Linked DNA regions of Homo sapiens: region 1 is linked to region 2. Evidence: chromatin loops called from intact Hi-C (ENCODE). Cell type or tissue: K562. All regions are shown on one strand. Region 1 overlaps EXOC2 (exocyst complex component 2). Region 2 overlaps EXOC2 (exocyst complex component 2).

Region 1 (5,000 bases), 82 kb before region 2:
TGCGAATCCACACACATTCTCACACCAAGAACACCCCGTGTGCGAATCCACACACATTCTCACACCAAGAACACCCCGTGTGCGAATCCACACACATTCTCACACCAAGAACACCCCGTGTGCGAATCCACACACATTCTCACACCAAGAACACCCCGTGTGCGAATCCACACACATTCTCACACCAAGAACACCCCGTGTGCGAATCCACACACATTCTCACACCAAGAACACCCCGTCTGCGAATCCACACACATTCTCACACCAAGAACACCCCGTGTGCGAATCCACACACATTCTCACACCAAGAACACCCCGTGTGCGAATCCACACACATTCTCACACCAAGAACACCCCGTGTGCGAATCCACACACATTCTCACACCAAGAACACCCCGTGTGCAAATCCACACACATTCTCACACCAAGAACACCCCGTGTGCAAATCCACACACATTCTCACACCAAGAACACCCAATTTTAAGGCAGCTGGTAAGGGTTTGAACATCAGTGTCCAACCACAGAACAAGTCCACCTGGAGTGGATGGCCATGACTTTGGCCTCATAGGCTGTAGGACAAACCCTGATCTCTATTTGCCAGCCTTGGGCAAACCAAGGTCTGGAACTTGGTCCTTTCTCCTCACCCAAAGATGGTCTCCAGCACCAGTGAATTTGGACAATGCCTCTCACTGTCTCGGTCACACAGGAACTGCAAGAACTAACAGCAATGATGTAAACACAGCGTGGTTGCCACCAGTGTAGTCGGGTCTGTGGAGCAGTAAAATTTCCCTACAGTGCAAGATGGGAAGGAAAGTCCAGGTAGCATTACACACCAGTCGGTGGAACTCATACCTGCCCAGTGATCTTACATCCTTAACAACGGAACAAACATCTTTGTATGTGCCAGGAACTCCAGTCATCTAGAAAACCTAGTCCTGTAATTCTGATGGTGTCTTATAATTTCAACCATGTTTATTTAAAGTAAATATTATGCTTTCTCTTATTTCAAAGTGACCATTTGGTCCTTTCCTTGGTACTGACACTTGAGACAGATCACGGAAGTGATTTCTAATCTGCTCTCCACTTGCTGTGAATTGGAGAGGTCAGAGGCAGGACAGAAGGAACGCCCCCTCACCTGCTACCCCACCCACCACAGCACAATGTATCCCAGGAATAAGCAAGTTGAATGAGATTAGGAAGTGAAACATTAGGGTGCCTGGAATATCAGAGTAACCCTAAAATGTACAAATTCACAAAGAGACCTAACTACCTCAATTTCAACAGGCTAGAAAATGACGAGATAGGCTGCCGGCTATACCATAACGATGCTATACGGACAGGATCATTAACAGTACTGAAAGCCTGTTTCACAGCACTATGCCTGACACTCTGTGTGGAGTAGATGGAACTGAGGAAAGAGCTGACGTCAGCACGTACCCCTCTCAAGAGCAACTGTCAGTATCTCTTCACCTCCAAGCTGAGTTGGCAGCTTGAAACCAACCCCAATGGGAGTATTTACACCTTGGAAATTGGGAAATGCTAATATTAGGTTAATTTTTTCTATCTTCTTCTTTTTTTTTTTGAATGCATGTTGTGAAATATTTGCCAGCCAGCCACTGAGCAAACGTCAGTTTCTTTTCCACATCCTGGCCCTTCTGGATATTCCCTAGTGTTCCAAATCCTTAGCATTCTTCTTTCATTTTGCACGTGGTACTTGGGTTAAATCATTCAATCCTGTTTGTCCAACTACCATCTTTATGCTGGTGACTCCCAAATCTGTGTTTCAAGATGTGTTTGCGAGCGTAAGACCAATCCTTAAAAATATTTTCACTAGACATGCAATAATGATAGCTAATAATGACAGGAATATTTTCACTGGACATACAATAATGACAGCTAATAACGACAGGAAGCACTGATGCTATGCCAGGTGTGATTCGAAAACCCTCATGGGTATTAGTTCACCTGCACATGGTTATGTCGCTGTAAGACAGGCACTGTTTTTACCCCCGTTTTATGTTGGAGGCAACTGAGACACAGAGGTTATTCAAGTTGCCCAGTGTGACATCATGGGGACATAGTGAGAGCTAGCAAAACCCATCAGCACGACCCTCAGGAATCTCAAATTCAACATGTTGAACTGAATGTTCTCATCTCTATGCCTCTCCTTATGCGCCAAACGTGCTCCTTCATCCATCTGAGGCCAGACATCTGTAAATCACCAATGACTACTTCCTTTTCCCTATGTAACATGTCAAACCTTCCCTGTCCCTTCACCTTTCTCACCTGCCACTCGCTCTACCTTCACTAGCAGCCACGTCACCCTCACGTTACTTTATTCCATTACTACACACATTACTGCTGACCTGGCTTAACATGCCTACCGTCCACTTCTGGCTGCTCTCCTCTTGCCTCTGGCGTACCTCCCTTCTCGTCCATTCTCTATACAGATGGCAGATTGCTCTTTAAAAATCTCCTATCGTTCTGTTAAACTTCTGCGATGGCTCACTATTTGTCTTCAGAATAAAGACAGATTCCACACTACTGCACAGCCAGTTCGTCAGGGGCAGACCTCGTCTACCCTGCGGCCACACCTCTCCTATCTGCACACAGCCACACTGGACCCTGCTTCCTGGGCTGCGGCCTATCTCCTCTCTGAACTCACGCGCTGGCCCTGCGGGGACACACCTGCCTCCCTCCACTCAGCCACCCACCGCTGGCCTCTGCTTGTCTCTGAACTCACGCGCTGGCCCCGCGGGGACACACCTGCCTCCCTCCACTCAGCCGCCCACCGCCGGCCTCTGCTTGTCTGGGTACTTCCTGCTCCTCTCTTAAGGCTCCTGTGTCCTCCCCTGGTATTCTCTGCACTCAACTTTTTGGCTTGCTTCCCCTTTTGTGGGCTGTAGCCACACCTGAGGACTCCCACCAGAGCAGTATTATCAAACCATCATTTGATCACCTGAATATGTGTATTTTCCATTCAGTTATAATCTCTAGAAGTAAAGTACAAGTTTTATTTTTATATCCCTAGGATAAAACAAACATGTGCTCAATAAATGCTTACAGAGGAAGGACTAAAAATTGCTGTCTGAATCAATGACCAGTATTCTTACTACTCAGAGAGGTGGTACAACACCCCATGGGCAGGCCTGGCTTTGCACAGTGTGCAGGGCTATGACAGGGGCTGTGCAAGCTAAAATCCAGCAAGACCATCTAATAATCAATGGGAAAATTACATTTGTTCTGTGATATCCAAAAACGTTTGTTGAAACATTAAAAACTCACTTATTGTTGGTTACGAATGAATAACAATTTTTTAAAGTACAACTAATATTTAATATACAATTTAAAACATCAGAGATTCAACTTCTTCCTGGTTTAGACTTGGGAGGGTGTATGTGTCCAGGAATTTATCCATTTCTTCTAGATTTTCTAGTTCATTTGCGTAGAGGTGTTTATAGTATTCTCTGATGGTAGTTTGTATTTCTGTGGGATCGGTGGTGATATCCCCTTTATCATTTTTTATTGCATCTATTTGATTCTTCTCTCTTTTCTTCTTTATTAGTCTTGCTAGCGGTTTATCAAGTTTGCTGATCTTTTCAAAAGCCAGCTCCTGGATTCACTGATTTTTTGAAGGGTTTTTTGTGTCTCTATCTCCTTCAATTCTGCTCTGATCTTAGTTATTTCTTGCCTTCTGCTCGCTTTTGAATGTGTTTGCTCTTGCTTCTCTAGTTCTTTTAATTGTGATGTTAGGGTGTCAATTTTAGATCTTTCCTGCTTTCTCTTCTGGGCATTTAGTGCTATAAATTTCCCTCTACACACTGCTTTAAATGTGTCCCAGAGATTCTGGTATGTTGTGTCTTTGTTCTTGTTGGTTTCAAAGAACATCTTTATTTCTGCCTTCATTTTGTTATGTATCCAGTAGTCATTCAGGAGCAGGTTGTTCAGTTTCCATGTAGTTGAGCAGTTTTGAGTGAGTTTCCATCAATGACAGACTGGATTAAGAAAATGTGGCACATATACACCAGGGAATACTATGCAGCCATAAAAAAGGAAGAGTTCGTGTCCTTCGTAGGGACATGGATGAAGCTGGAAACCATCATTCTCAGCAAACTATCACAAGGACAAAAAACCAAACACCGTATGTTCTCACTCATAGGTGGGAATTGAACAATGAGAACACCTGGACACAGGAAGGGGACCATCACACACTGAGGCCCGTCGTGGAGTTGGGGGAGGGGGAAGGGATAGCATTAGGAGATATACCTAATGTAAATGACGAGTTAATGGGTGCAGCACACCAACATGGCACATGTATACACATGTAACAAACCTGCACGTTGTGCACATGTACCCTAGAACTTAAAGTATAATAATAAAAAAAAGAATCTCCACATCACAAGAAAAAAAATAAAAAATAAAACATCAGAAACATTTAAAATTAAAGCGTCATATTTCTTTGTAGAAAAACTTATCAAGAGTGTTTGCCTTCTTTTTTGTTGTAATATTTACAATATGAATCAAGCCTCTTTTCTGTGCTCTGACAGATTATCCTGCTCCTTTCTAAGCGTGAATCAACTTCTGATATTTTTTCCTTTGCACCGTCCACATCATGAAACATCTCTGAGGTTCTCTGAGCATTGCTTCCTTTGGGACATCTCATGCTTTTCTTCACATTTGCTCACCTTTGTTGGGAAGTTCCCCTCCACTGAGTTACTCTTGAGTCTCAAAGACAGGAGGACCTACATCCCCACAGCCAGCTATTCCTTCCGTCACTCTCCATTTGGTGGATTTGCGTTTCACTTCCAGTGTTAGAGCTTCCTGGTTTTTGATGCACTTTCATCTTTATCGACCAATCCCTTCCCGATCATCCATTTTTGTAAAATGTCAGGAGGGTTTGTCACTGGGAGATAAGGAGGTAGCACAACTGCACACTTTGCTGTCTGCTGAGAACTGGTAACAGACGTACAGTGACTATCGCTGGTGGCCTTGAAGGAGGC
Region 2 (5,000 bases):
CTTCTCGAAGGCCATAAATCTTGACATAGTGAAAGCAAAATAATCACAGCACTCAACAGTGCCGTTAACATTTCTGAGCCGTGAGGGATTAAGCAGGCAGATGCTATGGAAAGTGCCTGTCAGGAAAGGACAGCCCAGAGTTCAGAACGCACCGCAGCTGCGAAGGATTGAAGCTGCTAGCTATGGAATCAAGCTCAGGAGAAACTCTGGGCACAATTCCGGCATCCGAAATAAATTAAAGTAAACAGTGTTGCTCTCTCTCTCATCCACCCTGTTAGCAGCCTCTCGGCTGAGCGGGAGACCACACACTCGGACCACACAGCGCCAGCTGAACTCCCTCGCACGCAACATCTACAAGCTGTCACTCTGCAGCAGCCCAGAGAGGGAGAAGGATGAGGTTAGGGAGGGGGAGACAGGACCGCAGGAAGAGGGGGAGGGGAGACAGGAGAGTCTTCCCTATGTGCAGCTGGAGAGAGTGATGTGTGGTTTAGAGAAGGGGGAGGGGTGGAATCCATAAACCTCCCTGAGAAAACAAGCTGGTCATGGCCTTGTGTAGTCTTGACCTGTACTCCCCCATACCAATTTAGTAGCTGATGAAGGATTAACAAAGCATCCATTTAACATCAATTAACCTCCTATCCATCACAGGTCAAAAGAGAAAATTACTATTACAAAAGCATTTCACTAAAATCAAGACAAAAGGCCACATTTTCTTACAATTTATACTGTACACTTAAGTAAATACATTTTCCTTATAGATATACTATATTAATTTTAAACCATCTGCCTCTTTTCCTTTAATGAAGCATACAGGGATGGATTTAAAGTGTTTTCTGCAACAGAAGTCAGAAAATTTTAATTCTATAATTTTCCCATATTTAATTTCTCAAATTAAAACTGTGGCACAATTTTAATTTTCCAAAATATTTACTACTAGAAAAAAAGACAGTAAGTTGTCATTTTTCACAGAACTTCAGACTAAAAATACACAGAAAAAGTTAGCAGTAATAATATAAAGAAAAAAATCAGAAATGAAACCACAACTGAAAGTAGTTTTAGAATCATAAAAGCAGTACTTTTTACTATTTAGTAATGAAGAGTTTCGCTGATTTCAACAGCAGACAAGAAATCTGAACAAAATGAGTGATCACGGTCTCACCTTGTCATGCTCCCAGATGTTCTTCTCAGCTAGAGAAGGCCAGGAACCAGAAAAATACAGAAGTTCTGACTCACTGAAGACTAGGATAACCTCTACTCAACAGGCCACGGAAGGCCTCATGATGTGAAAACACTATTTCGCTAACAGATCAGACTATAGAAAGGTGATTTTCCCCACAATCATTTGAAAACACACACACACACACACACACACAACCCTCCCAAACGTCCACCCTTCCCCATATATGCCTCAACCTGGCAGCACTGGCATCACCAGGGAACAAATCAAGCAGAATCTCAGTAGCCTTAGCTGTCCAGAACCACTTTGGGTCCAGAGGACCCCAGAAGAATCCTGTTGCAGAGCTGCCTAGTGAGTTTCAACAGTAAAATTAGGCTCAGCCAACTCTCAGGGCACCATAAAATATAATCAAAGTAGAGAATTCACCAAATCTTTCTAGAGTCAGGCCCAACCTAACCTAAGACAGACTTGTCCCTGCTGGGCTGGGTTGGGCTGGACCCAAAGGGATTGCCCAGAGATATTGGGGAAAGGGTTCGGGAAAATGGTGATTTTCTTCCCCAGTTCTCTATAAACACAGACTCCACACTTCCTGAGTGAGATCAAGTGCAAGTTACATTAGCACTGCCACAAATTCTACCATATAACAGCACACAGTGGGACAAGTCTCAGAGACAGGGTCATGAACTCTGTAATCCAGTTTTCCAAATTAATCCTCTTGCTCCTCCTGCTCCATCCCCAAATCATAGTTAACAAAAATACAAGCATGCACAGATCTGAAAGAACTCATAGGGGCCAAATTGTATAGAGTTACGGCCTGATAAGGGCAGAAGACTCGCTGGGTCTCAGAAGGGCCATTTGCAGAAGGGGAGGACTGAACAGGTAAGAAGTAATGTATCCTGCTTTCCTGGACCTCTTTTTTTTTTTTTTTTTTTTTTTTGAGACGGAGTCTTGCTCTGTCGCCAGGTTGGACTGAACAGGTAAGAAGTAATGTATTAATGTATCCTGCTTTCCTGGACCTCTTTTTTTTTTTTTTGAGACGGAGTTTTACTCTGTCACTAGGCTGAAGTGCAGTGGGGCTCACTGCAACCTCCGACTCCTTGGTTCAAGCGATTCTCCTGCCTCAGCCTCCCAAGTAGCTGGGATTACAGGCATGCGCCACCATGCCCAGCTAATTTTTTTGTATTTTTAGTAGAGACGGGGTTTCATCATATTGGCCAGGATGGTCTCAAACTCCTGACCTCATGATTCGCCCTCCTCGGCCTCCCAAAGTGCTGGGATTACAGGTGTGAGCCGCCGCGCCCGGCCTCCTGGACCTCTTTTTATACTTCTTTTCCTTCTCTACCTCTACAAACAAAAAAATACATGAACTACTATCTATGGTTTCAAATGAAAGCATATTTGTTTATATTTTAATTCTTTTGGGAAAATAATCCAATAATTTAAACCATATAACTGATAAATGACACTTGATTTTTATTTATTTATTTTAGGAATGGGAATAAAGGCCTTCCCTCCCTCTACAATGTTTGGAGGTGAGAGATTAAGGGGACGAGAATGTGCATGAGATGACTAGGAAGGAATACTGGAAGCCAGACAAGTATATAGGGAATGCCTGACAACTTAGCTCTCAGAGCCCCCATAAAAGAGATCTGTTATATATATACCGGATTACTCAGCTGTTCTCATAAAACAAGCACTGGATTCTATCTTAATTGGAAAAGTTACTTAGAGGTCTGCTTTATTCCCCCAGGAACCATAAAGCCCTCTGCCTTAGCATGCCATGTCTCCTCCTAGAGGACAAGGACTGTCACTATGTTGCACAGGGAAAGGCTGCAGGTCTAAAGGTGACTGGACTTCCAACCGATGCCACTGGACATTGATGACATGTCAAAAATGAACCAGGCCAGTGCAAATTCATCCCCCTCCATCCACCCCCAACAAATAAATGAAGACAAAAACTTCAAAGAAGATACACTACTTAATAGGAAAACAAAAGAGTTTCATACAAGAGCACAGCATTATTTATTCACAAATCTATTGCCAGTAGTACCCAATGCCCTACTACTCTTATTAGATCTATATGCATAGATAAAAACAGTAAGTCTTAGTATTTTAGGAAGTATAGTTTTTCAGAAAAAAAGATGTCAGGGTTTTATTTTCCCAGAAAGACAGATCACCTGAACAAGATTGAAGAAGTCATTATCAAATAATATTCTTTTTTTTTTTTTTTTTTTTTTTGAGACAGGGTCTCACTCAGTCACCCAGGCTGCTGGAGTGCAGTGGTGCAATCATAGCTCACTGCAGCCTCAGGTGATCCAGGCTCAAGTGATCCTCCCACTTCAGCCTCCTGAGTAACTGGGACCACAGACATGTACCACCACACTCGGCTAACTTTTTTCTAATTTTTGTAGAAAAGGGGCCTCATTATGTTGCCCAGGCTGGTCTCAAACTCCTGGGCTCAAGCTATCCTTCCACCTCGGCCTCTCAAAGTGCTGGGATTACAGGCACTGAGCCACTGAACTTATCCTCAAATAATATTTATTTGTATCTTTACCTAGTCCGTCAAGATGATTTGCGATACAATGACTAGTCACCCAGATCCTCAAAAGATGACAGTATTGGACTCCTATACCCCAGAAAAACAGAAAAACTAGGGCTGTGAAAAGGAAACATCCTTGGATTTATTCAGTCAAATAAATGTTTATTATACACTTGCTATGTCCCAGGCATTACCCTGAAGAAATGACAGGAACAAGATTTTGTGACCAGAAGCTCAAGAATGACTTTGGCCTTCAGGAGAGTGATCGTAGCTGAAACCAGACAGCACTGGGATGGGTGAGAAGTTGGCTACAAACAACTATTTTAAGAAATGTGGCAGGAAAGTGAAAAAGAGAGGAATTTTAAAAGGGCAATGTGAAATCAAGGGAGGATTCTAGTTTTTTCTGTTTTACTTTATTCTTGTCTGTCTCTAAGCATGTATAAAGGCCAACAGAAGGAAGGCTTTAGTAAGACATGAACACCTGAGTGAAGTCCTCACAAAGGCGGGGTAGATGGGATCCACAGCCCAGGTAGGAGATTGGTCTTAGCATAAATACAACCTCTTCCACTGTGACTGGGGAGGAGGAACAGTTTTTGGCAGGAAGCCCCTGCGATTCTCCACTTACATCTCTTTCATTTATGATGTAGGTGGCAAGACCGCTTGCTAAGAGTGTGTGTAAATGATGTGAAAGGATGAAAGGTTCGAAAAGCGTGAAAATGCTGAAAAGTACATTCTGCAGAGATAAGAAGCGGGTACTGATGAGGAAAATTCTGGAAGATTCCTTGATGGCCCAGCTGAGCTGGTGACCATGGATTTATAGGGGCACAGATCTGGATACTGTGATTTTCCCCAGCTGGCCCCAGCAACTCAGGTCAAGCATTACAGGAGGCAGAGAGTTGAGACTGCCCAAGGCTGAGAAGCTGCCAGGCAGATGCTACAGAACAACAACGATACAACTGAGCACACTGGCATGACAGTGACTGAAGATCACAGAAGCGCCTGATAGATGCAGTGGGGGTGAGTGAGACTGAGAAAGTTGAGGGACTATAAGCAAACAGTGGGAGGCCTGCACTTTGGATTTCAGAAGTGGACCAGTTCCAACACTGAGGCAGTTCGGTGTTACTCTTCCAGCCCCCAGCACTACTTCTCTGGCAACAGTCGGATCCTCCTCCAGACAGCCCTACTTTCTCCTTCTGTCCTTTCTGGTTACTGTTAGCTTCCCTTTGCTCCTCACCACTCCTTGTATATTCCCTAATCCCCTCTGCACCTTTCTTCATTTGAGCT

What was found. A loop is a pair of places that touch in the nucleus more often than their neighbours do. Peaks named below come from ENCODE experiments on the same cell type or tissue, not always from the same donor. Only the 100,000 strongest peaks of a DNase experiment are listed, where the experiment ranks them.
Region 1: a loop joins it to region 2, with 5 times the contacts of the local background. A loop is called at or near these places in 13 of 110 quality-filtered maps.

The regions. Positions count from the first base shown.
Region 1 is chr6:602,043-607,042 of GRCh38, forward strand. All of the region lies in intron 7 of EXOC2 (exocyst complex component 2), which reads right to left. Among named protein-coding and RNA genes, the nearest start is that of HUS1B, 53 kb to the right of the region's middle. RefSeq lists an enhancer at 2,704-2,773. In K562, no CTCF peak of the experiment used is centred here; a DNase peak (open chromatin) is centred at 2,609.
Region 2 is chr6:683,780-688,779 of GRCh38, forward strand. All of the region lies in intron 1 of EXOC2 (exocyst complex component 2), which reads right to left. Among named protein-coding and RNA genes, the nearest start is that of EXOC2, 6.9 kb to the right of the region's middle. RefSeq lists enhancers at 172-251, 1,011-1,090. In K562, a CTCF peak has its summit at 2,966; DNase peaks (open chromatin) are centred at 452 and 2,975.